Regions from separate parts of the Homo sapiens genome. Here region 2 is linked to region 1. Evidence: chromatin loops called from intact Hi-C (ENCODE). Cell type or tissue: heart right ventricle. All regions are shown on one strand. Each heading gives the region's core, and the rest is flanking DNA. Links, peaks and the distances in the headings are about the cores only.

Evidence for each region. Hi-C counts contacts between places; a loop is a spot of excess contacts. Peaks named below come from ENCODE experiments on the same cell type or tissue, not always from the same donor. Only the 100,000 strongest peaks of a DNase experiment are listed, where the experiment ranks them.
Region 2: a loop joins it to region 1, with 2.3 times the contacts of the local background. A loop is called at or near these places in 5 of 110 quality-filtered maps.

The regions. Positions count from the first base shown.
Region 1 is chr22:19,513,716-19,518,097 of GRCh38, reverse strand. It overlaps CDC45 (cell division cycle 45), which reads right to left. Exons shown (of 19, transcript NM_003504.5): 14 at 3,211-3,349; 15 at 3,050-3,133; 16 at 1,453-1,571; 17 at 1,205-1,281. Among named protein-coding and RNA genes, the nearest start is that of CLDN5, 8.5 kb to the left of the region's middle. RefSeq lists enhancers at 2,614-3,114, 3,115-3,615. In heart right ventricle, for the core only: no CTCF peak of the experiment used is centred there; DNase peaks (open chromatin) are centred at 787, 1,147, 1,737 and 2,737.
Region 2 is chr22:19,605,227-19,609,608 of GRCh38, reverse strand. No RefSeq gene overlaps it. Among named protein-coding and RNA genes, the nearest start is that of LINC00895, 41 kb to the right of the region's middle. RefSeq lists enhancers at 2,060-2,633, 3,116-3,683, 3,684-4,251. In heart right ventricle, for the core only: no CTCF peak of the experiment used is centred there; a DNase peak (open chromatin) is centred at 1,943; H3K27me3 peaks cover 2,482 bases.

The sequences.
Region 1 (4,382 bases), core at 275-4,274:
TTAGCAGGGGCTGCTGTGCGGGGTGAACCAATGCCACACAGTGCCACAGCCATGGCTGGGTCTGGCTCAAGGAAGGCAGCTCTGAGATGGCTGACGCCACTTCAACAAAGGCTGGATCTCCCATGACAGTGTCTATCATTGTTGAGGAATCCGTGGTGATGAGGCAAGAAAATATCCTTTCTCAGAGGTGCAGGAAGTACTGAGGGTGTTATGAGCTGAACGGTCTCCCCCACATCTCTATGTTGAAGCCCTTACCCCCAGGACCTTAGAATGTGACTATGGTAATTAAGTTCAAATGTGGTTGTTAGGGTGGGCTCTAATCCAATCTGTCTGGTGTCCTTGGAAGATGAAACGGTTTGGACACAGACACCAAGGAGGTATGCAGAGGAAAGACCACGTGAGGACACAGTGAGAAGGTGGTCATCTGTGTGAGCCAAGGAGAGAGGCCTGAGGAGAAGCCAGCCCTGCCCCACCTTGACCTGGGCCTTCTCGCCTCTAGGACTGGGAGGAGACACGTGGTTGAAGCCACCCTGTCTGTGGCACTTTGTTATGGCAGCTTTAGCAAACTAACCCGGGGTGAAATATCAATACGTCTGTTTTACTTTAAAACCTGTCAACAATAATAAGAACGCCAACACAGCCGAATGTGAACCATGTTCCGTGCTGGTGCTGGGGAAGCAGTGGGCAGGCAGGCCTATCCATTCTGGGCTCATCTGACACACAGGTGGGGCCGGTGTCCCAGCCATCTCACAGGTAGCACCTATCACGACACACACCCCGGCCTGTGGAGAGGTGGCTGGCGCAGCAAGGGTTGGTGTCCTGGGTCATCACGGGCCCTGCTGTTCCCTCACCCCATGAAACAGAAACAACCCAACCCTGACAGGTGAGATCGGGGCACACGGGCCCTGGTGGCCAGTCCCCTAGGCTTGCTGGGAAAGTGATCCTTAGCACTGGCTGTAAGGCCGCTGTAAGGCCACAGCCAGGCCAGTCATTCCCTGGAAAACACTTTTTCCCTCTCAGGGGCCTGAGGTTCACCAGAGCTCCCTGAGCCACCAGGAGTAGCCTGTCCCAGGGCCAGATCTGGAAGGTCAAGAGGGCTGCTGGCCAGGCTCCTCCAGCCATGCCAACTTGCTTGGTTCCAGGGCCTGCAATAGCCTCAAAGGGTCAGGTGGGAAAGTGTGGCAGAGTGGCAGGAGACTCTCACCTGAGAGGTCAAAATGGTTGTGCAGCATCCGGGAGCTGGTGCTTTCCGCTGCCTTCTCAAACGCCCTCCCAAAAAAGCTGCTGACACACAAGACATGTCGGGGGCCAGGCGGCCTGCAATGGACCCTTCCCACCCCCCGCCCCAGGACAGACACTAGAGGCAAATACCACTCTACTCAGCAGGGCTAATAAGCTGATAACCCCAACACCCCCGACCCTCCAGTCCCAGGACGAGTGGAAGCTGCTCACTTCTTCCTGTCCGAGCTGTCGGTCTCTGGGGGGATGCCCACCACGGTCACTGTGCCATGCTCCATGCTCAGGGGGGCAGCCATCACCAGGGGCAGCAGTTTGCAGCGCCGGTTCTTTGTCTATGGAGTCGGAGAGCACCCTCCGTCAGGGTATGGTGGGCCCCAGCTCAACACTCAGAGCCCAGAGCCCAACAGCGCCCAGTCACTCCACTCCCCAAAGCCTCCAGGGACGCTGTCACCAGGAGACGCCTTGGTCCCCACCCAGCCACCCCAAGTTAGATGCCCAAGGCCAGTGTCTAACTCCCAGTCCAGGGAGCTCTCCAAACACCTGCCCTCCCGTACCCACAGCATGGTACTGTGGCTGTGATGCTGTGTCCCCGAGCCTCCTTGTCTACCAGCCTAGCCCCACTGCCCCTTGGCTGTTTGTTGCAAGGAGCCTGCCCTGCTATCCTCTCCCTCACCTCCTTCAGGTCCTGCAGCAGCTGCCACCTTCTCCAGGAGGCCCCAGCCCACCCCGCCTCATCCTGCTCCATCCCCTGGCAGCACATCCCCTCATCTTAACCGCAGCTGCCACTCCTCGTCCCCCCCGCCGGCACGCTCCTTCAGGATAAAGGTTTAGGGTTTCCTTCTCTGCTGTGCCTGCTGCACCCACACCCTACAGCCCAGGTGACCAGTATTCCTGGTGTGTCTAGGACTGAGGGGTGTCCCAGGATGTGCACCAGGATGGGCAGTCACTCCACAACAGGGCCGGGCAGGTGGTGGATGTTCAATACATGTCTGGTAAATGAATGGATCCTGTAAAGTGGGTATGTGTTCACCCATTTCACGGATGAGGAAACTGAGGATCAGGTCAGATCATCTACCTCACGTCACACAACTGGCAAATGAGGAGGCTCATCTTTGAACACAGCCTAGAGGACGTCAAGGCCCATGCTCTGTCCCTAGTTTATCTTTGACATTACCTGGTTGATAGAACACATGTCATCTGTCATCATTTTACTGGTTAGTTCAGCGGCAAAAGAAAAGTTCAACTTCCTGTTAGCACATTTTGTTTGAAATAGCCCCCGGCATAAACTCTCATCCTCGAAGCAGAGGAGGACTTCAATTATTGACATGTCACATCTGGGAGGAGCCCCATGTCGGCTAGGTGAGGACCCCTGCCCTAAAGCCAGCCAAGTTAGGAGTGTGTTCCACGCCAACGCAAAGAGGGGGTTAGGCCACACAGAAGACAAAGCCAGGCACAGGAAATCAGCTTAGTGGACAAGCTGTTGCTGGGAAGCCAGTCGGTGCTACAACCATCCCGCTTTCCCTGACCTGCAACAATAGGACACAAGCCCCAGCCCTGTTCACTCTGCAAGGGCCCCTCCCTACTTGTCTGAGTGACTTAGACAGCCAGTGATGAATCAGAGCTTGAGAGAACTGGAAGGTTCCTAGGGGTCAGCTGAGAAAAAGACAGCTCAGAAAAAGTAATGGATGTGCCTAGACCTTGCAGCTGGTCAACAGCCACAGGCACCCCAAGGCCAGCATCTAACTCCCCATCCAGGGAGCTCTCCAAGCACCTGCCCTCCTGTACCCACAGCACCCGCCTGGCCCCTCACCGAACACACAAAGGACTTGAGCAGGTGTTTGCTGAGCAGGCTTAGGGATGCCGGCCTAGAGAACAGCATGACATCTGGAGTGCCCTGCGGAGGCGAGACAGATGGTCAGACGAAGCCACTGGTGCTGTGACCAGGCGCCTGTGCTCTGTGGGAAGCCTGACCTCCATGAGAGAGCAGTACAGGAAAGGCCCCTGGGAGATGACGAGGTTGGTGCAAAGGCAGCTGGCAATGGTCTGCTGGGTGGCTCGCAGCTGCTTCTTGGCGAGTTCCAGGCCATGGTACAGCTTGTCCAGGTTACTCCTGTAACAGGGCAGACACATGGCTTTGGTGGTGCTTGTCAGGAACTCTTGGTAAAATACCAAAGTCACAAATAGTTTGCTTGGTTCCTGGTTCAGGAAGAGGTTTGGGGGTAAGAATTTATCTTCTTTCCCTCCTGAGTTGTCTTTCACATGAAAGGAAAGAATTTTTTAAAATGTATAAACCCACAGTAATGCAAATGAGAGGTGGAGCGGGTGCAAGTATCAGAAGACAGGAAACTAAAAGCCAACAAAGGGAAGATCCTGAAGGCCCAGGAGGACTCTGACACAGGGGAGGCTTGGGCAAGGGCTGGAGGTTGGACAAGGGATCCCCTCAAACCCAACAGATAGATTTTTACTCTTCCCCACAAAAAGGGAGGCTCCCCTCTGAGTATATGAAATGTACCATCTGTGAATAAGTAGAATCCTCAAGCAAAGCCTCTGGGCCCTACAGTGGGGAGTCCCAAAGTGTCACAGTTGGCTCCTGCCTGCTAAGGTGAAACGATGTCTTATGACCAGTGAGCTGTGCCCAGATACCCATGGCCCAGCCAAGGGTCCACAATCCCGTTCTTGAATATGAAAGACATCAGACCATTTGAGAAATGCCTATGGCCTAAAAAAATAACCCTGAAGAAACAGATAATTTGGAGAACTAAAGAAAGTTAAACTGAACTCTAATTAGTATCTTCAGAGAGATGTGTGCAACTCTTACATTCCTAAACCAAGAACAGGATGCTATGAAAAAGGAAGAGTTAAAAACTAGGAAATGTTGATGGAAATTAAAACAGTTGCAAAAGATAAAACATCCACTCCAAGTCTGGAGTCAAGAAAAACTTCCTCAACATAGATAACAAGACAAAGCTATGGAAAATGTAAGGCAAAAAAATAAGACAGAGCATCGTCATTCCAGGAAGCCTGAAAAGCAAGAATAAAAAACACGGATGTTTTCTGTGGGGGGAATAGTAAAGAAATAGTAAAATAAAGATATTGTCAGATATATAAGAACTCAGAAAGTTTATCTCACATGCGCCCTTTCT
Region 2 (4,382 bases), core at 199-4,198, 92 kb before region 1:
CTGGCTTAAGCAATTCTCCTGCCTCAGCCTCCAGAGTGGCTGGGACTACAAGCATGTGCCACTATGCCTGGCTAATTTTTGCATTTCTCTGTAGAGACGGGGTTTTGTCATGTTGCTCAGGCTGGTCCCGAACTTCTGGACTGAAGTGATCCTTCCCAGGAAGGAAGCCACACCCAGGCACACACCCTGGGCCTTGATAATACAGGTGCTGGGACTATAGGTATGAGCCACAATGCCTGGCCTCCTTTTGTTTTTCAAAAAATGCTTAATATTCACGCAAGATGAAGAGTTCTTTTCTTTTTTTCTTTTTTTGGGACAGAGTTTCACTCTGTTGCCCAGGCCAGAGTACAATGACACAATCTCAGCTCACTGCAAACTTCACCTCCTGGGTTCAAGTGGTTCTTCTGTCTTAGCCTCCTGAGTACCTGGGATTACAGACATGTGCCACCACGCCTAGCTAATTTTTGTATTTTTAGTAGAGACAGGGTTTCATCATGTTGGTCAGGCTGGTTTCGAACTCCCGACCTCGGGTGATCCGCCCGCCTCAGCTTCCCAAAGTGTTAGGATTACAGGCGTGAGCCACCGCACCAGGCCAAGATGAAGAGTTCTAGGGAGTGGCTGCAGCACAGTGAGAATGGATTTAACACCACTGAACTACGCACTTAAAAATGGGTAGACCTTTTATGTTCTGTATGTTTGACCACAATCACATATTTTTAAAAGAAAGGAAAGGATGCCTGAGATTCAGATCAGAGCTCTGACAGCCAGTTTGTTTTCTGTGTCCAACCCATTTTTCTTTGCTTCTGTCTCCCTCCATTTACTGACCCTCACTTTACTTTAAAAACCAGATCTCTGAGGAAGGCATGAGGCAGCCAATAGCCACCTCTGGAGGCCAGGAGGCACTGGCACCGCGATGCTGTGGGGTACGGTGTGGAGAAGGCAGTGTGGCCCTGTGAGCTCGTGAGCCAGTGGGGACAAAGCTCACAGCCATCGATGCCACGCAGCTCAGGCACCACACAGAGACGGCCACCAGCCTGGAATCTGCTCCATGTCTTGGGAGAAAAGGAGCCTAGAACTCAGCCAAAGCATGAAAGCCTGGGTGAGAAATGCTGGTTTTCACTGAGAGAACTGAAATAGAAACTTCAGTCTCTTTCTGCCAAAGACACCAAAGCCTCTGGAATCTGAGCCACTGAGGCCTGAAAAGCAATTCTGGTTCTGGGGCTTATCACCACCCCCATTAACCCCCTCAGTCAGGGGCTGGCCACCCCACTGCCCTGGACGCTGTTTAGGGCATGGCCCTTCACACACCTCCCCACAGAGGCTGCATCCGAGCTCCCCTGAGACTCACCACCTCAGCTCTTCTCATTGGCTAAATCCCATCCACCCTTCTGGTGTGGCTTCCTCTAAGGGACCCCCTGACCACCCAGCCTGAATGCACACTTAGGTGGATATGAGTATTTATGTGTGATGCTGTCATCCCCTGAGTCTGCCCCCTGGTTCCCAGCCTGCTCAACTCTGTATCCCAAGCGTCTGACAGGAATAATGATTTGCTGAAGGTTGAATGAACCCACGACACTGTCGGGGCTCAGACTCCTGCAACGTTACTGAGTAAATCCACGGGAGGAGAGACGGAGCTCAGCCTGGGACAGGCCTTCCCGTGGCACCAGCCTGGCCTTGGGAACACAAGCTTTTCAGGAACCTGCTGCTCATAAAAACTGTATAGTTGTCAAAGCCGAGCACATTCTGCTCCCAGGTTAGAGGGTGCGCGATTCTATCCGAATGTTGATTCTGAAGATAAACTGCCCTTTAGCAGCAAGTGGGGCTGAAAATGAGGCTCTCAGAATGGAAACGCAAACTTCGAAACTGGTGAGGGCGGGAAGCTGTTGTAAACATCGCTGATGCATAGTCGGCCCGTAGCTCAGCTCTCTCTTTGGGAACCTTGCCCACCCCCTCCCCTGCCAGGCAGCAGGCTGCACGCCCTGCCTCCCTCCGGGAAGCACCTGGCCTGACATCACTCCACTGTCATCAGGCAGAGGACGGGCACATCCTGTGCTCAGCCCTCCAAAAGCAAACACAGCGGGCTGGGGAGAGGCTGGAGCTGGATGCAGGGCACCTGCAAACCCAGCCCTCTCCCTGCTCCTGGAGGCACAGGCACCTCCTCCCCGGGTGCGAGGAGCAGCCCTGAGCAGGGCTGCCTAATGGGGAGGCAGGCTTGGGCCCACGCAAACCTTTCTGTCTTTACTGTGGGTGCATCGGCACCAAGGGCAGGGGCAGGCACTGCTCTTCCGGTGTGACAGCAACCCGGTGCCGGGTGGAGAGGGATGACAGGGAAAGGTGAGAGGGAGCTTCCCAGAGCACCGGAAATGTCCTATCCCTGGGTGGGATGTAGATTTCATGAAAGTTCATCAGCCAAAACTCCTGTTATGGGAAACAAGATCTGTGCATTTTGTTGTATGAAAATTATGCCTTACTTAAAACAAAACGGATCACACCCACTAGGATGACTGCTATTAAAAAAACACACACACACACATGCTGGTGAGGATGTGAATGAAGACGGTGGGACCCTCATGTGCAGACGGTGGGACCCTCGTGTGCCGATGGTGGGAATGTGAGATGGTGCAACTGCTATGGAAATCAGTGTGGCTGCTCCTCAAAAGTTAAAAGTAAGAAGAGCCTCTGATCCAGCACACCATTTCCAGGTGTAGATCCAAAAGAAGCGAAAGCAGGATTGGGGCAAATGCCCACCCATGCTGAAGAGATAGAGGGAACCTGAGTGCCCATGAGGAGATGAATGGATAAAGAAAAGATGACACATCCGCAGAAGGCAGCATCACTCAGCCTGGAGAGGCAGGGAACTCGGACACACACCGCCACGTGGATGGACCTTGCGGATATTATGCAAAGTAAAATAAGTCAGTCACAGAAAGACAAATGCGGAGTGAGTCCACTGACATGAGTTCTCTAGAATAGCCAAATTCACAGACAGAAAGCAGAATGGTAAGCTGGGGAGGGGCTGAAAAGAAGGGAGAAAGGAGAGTTGTGGTTTAGTGGGTACAGTGTTTCAGTTTTGCAGGATGAAAAGGATTTTGGAGACTGGATGCACAACAACGCGGATATACTTAGGTTATACTAAGGATATACTTAGGATATACTTAGGTTATCGAACTGGGTGCTTAAAAATGGTTATGATGATAAATGTCATGTTGGGCGTTTGTTACCACAAGTGAGTAGAAAAGCTGCACAGTGATGGGGCCAGGGATCTTAGCAGCCCCCATCATCCTCATCCTTACTTCTCAACCACGCGGCCCTGGCCCTTCTGTGTCGGCCCCACTTCCTCAGGAAACACCAGCCGTGGCCTGAAGAGACCCTCCAGAGTCCCCGTGGCCGACCCCAGGCCTGCTTCCCCACCGACTGGCTGGGGTGTCTCCTGTTATCTGGAAAGGCTGCTTCCCAGAGCAAGTCTAGAACCGCCCCACTGGGAGCAGATGGTACTATGCGAAGGCCACTGTCACGCACGGGGCTGCCATCCCACGGGCTGGCCCTGGGCAGGTGGGTCTCTGGGACCAGCTCTGGCAGCACAAGAGGAGCCCCCGGCCCTGCCACCCTTCAAAGAGCACCACCTGAGCACAGGACAGAGGCCCGCTGCCTGTGGGGCCACCACAGACCCCGGCCCTCTTAATGAACACACGGCGGGCGGAGGGGGGCGTCCCTCGGAGGCAGGCCCTGGCAGCCACAGGTGTGGGACAGTTGATGGCATGTGGGCCGCTGCCTTCTCTCTGGAACCCGTGCAGTTGTGCAGTTGGCCCCCAGCACAGCCTCTTCCACTCCGATTAAGCACCAACGGTTTGTGCCAACCCCATGAAATGTGACTACCAACCTGACTTTGTCATCGCAGGAAGGGAGGGAACGCAGGGCCTGGGCTTGGCAAGCGTCTTGTGGGAAGGGCCAGTTGGTAAATATGTTAGGCTCTCCAGGCCACATGGCCTCTGTCCCAGCTACTCAACCTTGCCGTGGGAGCAAAACAGCCCACACAAAGCAAAAGGAATGGGCACCACTGTGTTCCAGTAAAGCTCATTTATGGACAGTGAATTAGAATTTCAGATCGTTTTCACATGTCATGAAATCTTTTTATTTTTTACGATCATAACTCACTGCAGCCTCCAACTCCTGGGCTCAAGCGATCCTTCTGAGTAGCTAGGAGTACAGGCTCATGCCACCACTCCCAGCTAATTTTTTAATTTTTTGTAGAGACGGGGATTGAGTTGGCCTCAAGCAGTCCACCGCCTCAGCCTTCCAAAGTGCTGAGATTACAGGTGTGAGCCCCTTAGGCCAATCGTGAATAATAATCCTCCTCCTCTTCTCCTTCTTTCTTCTTCCTT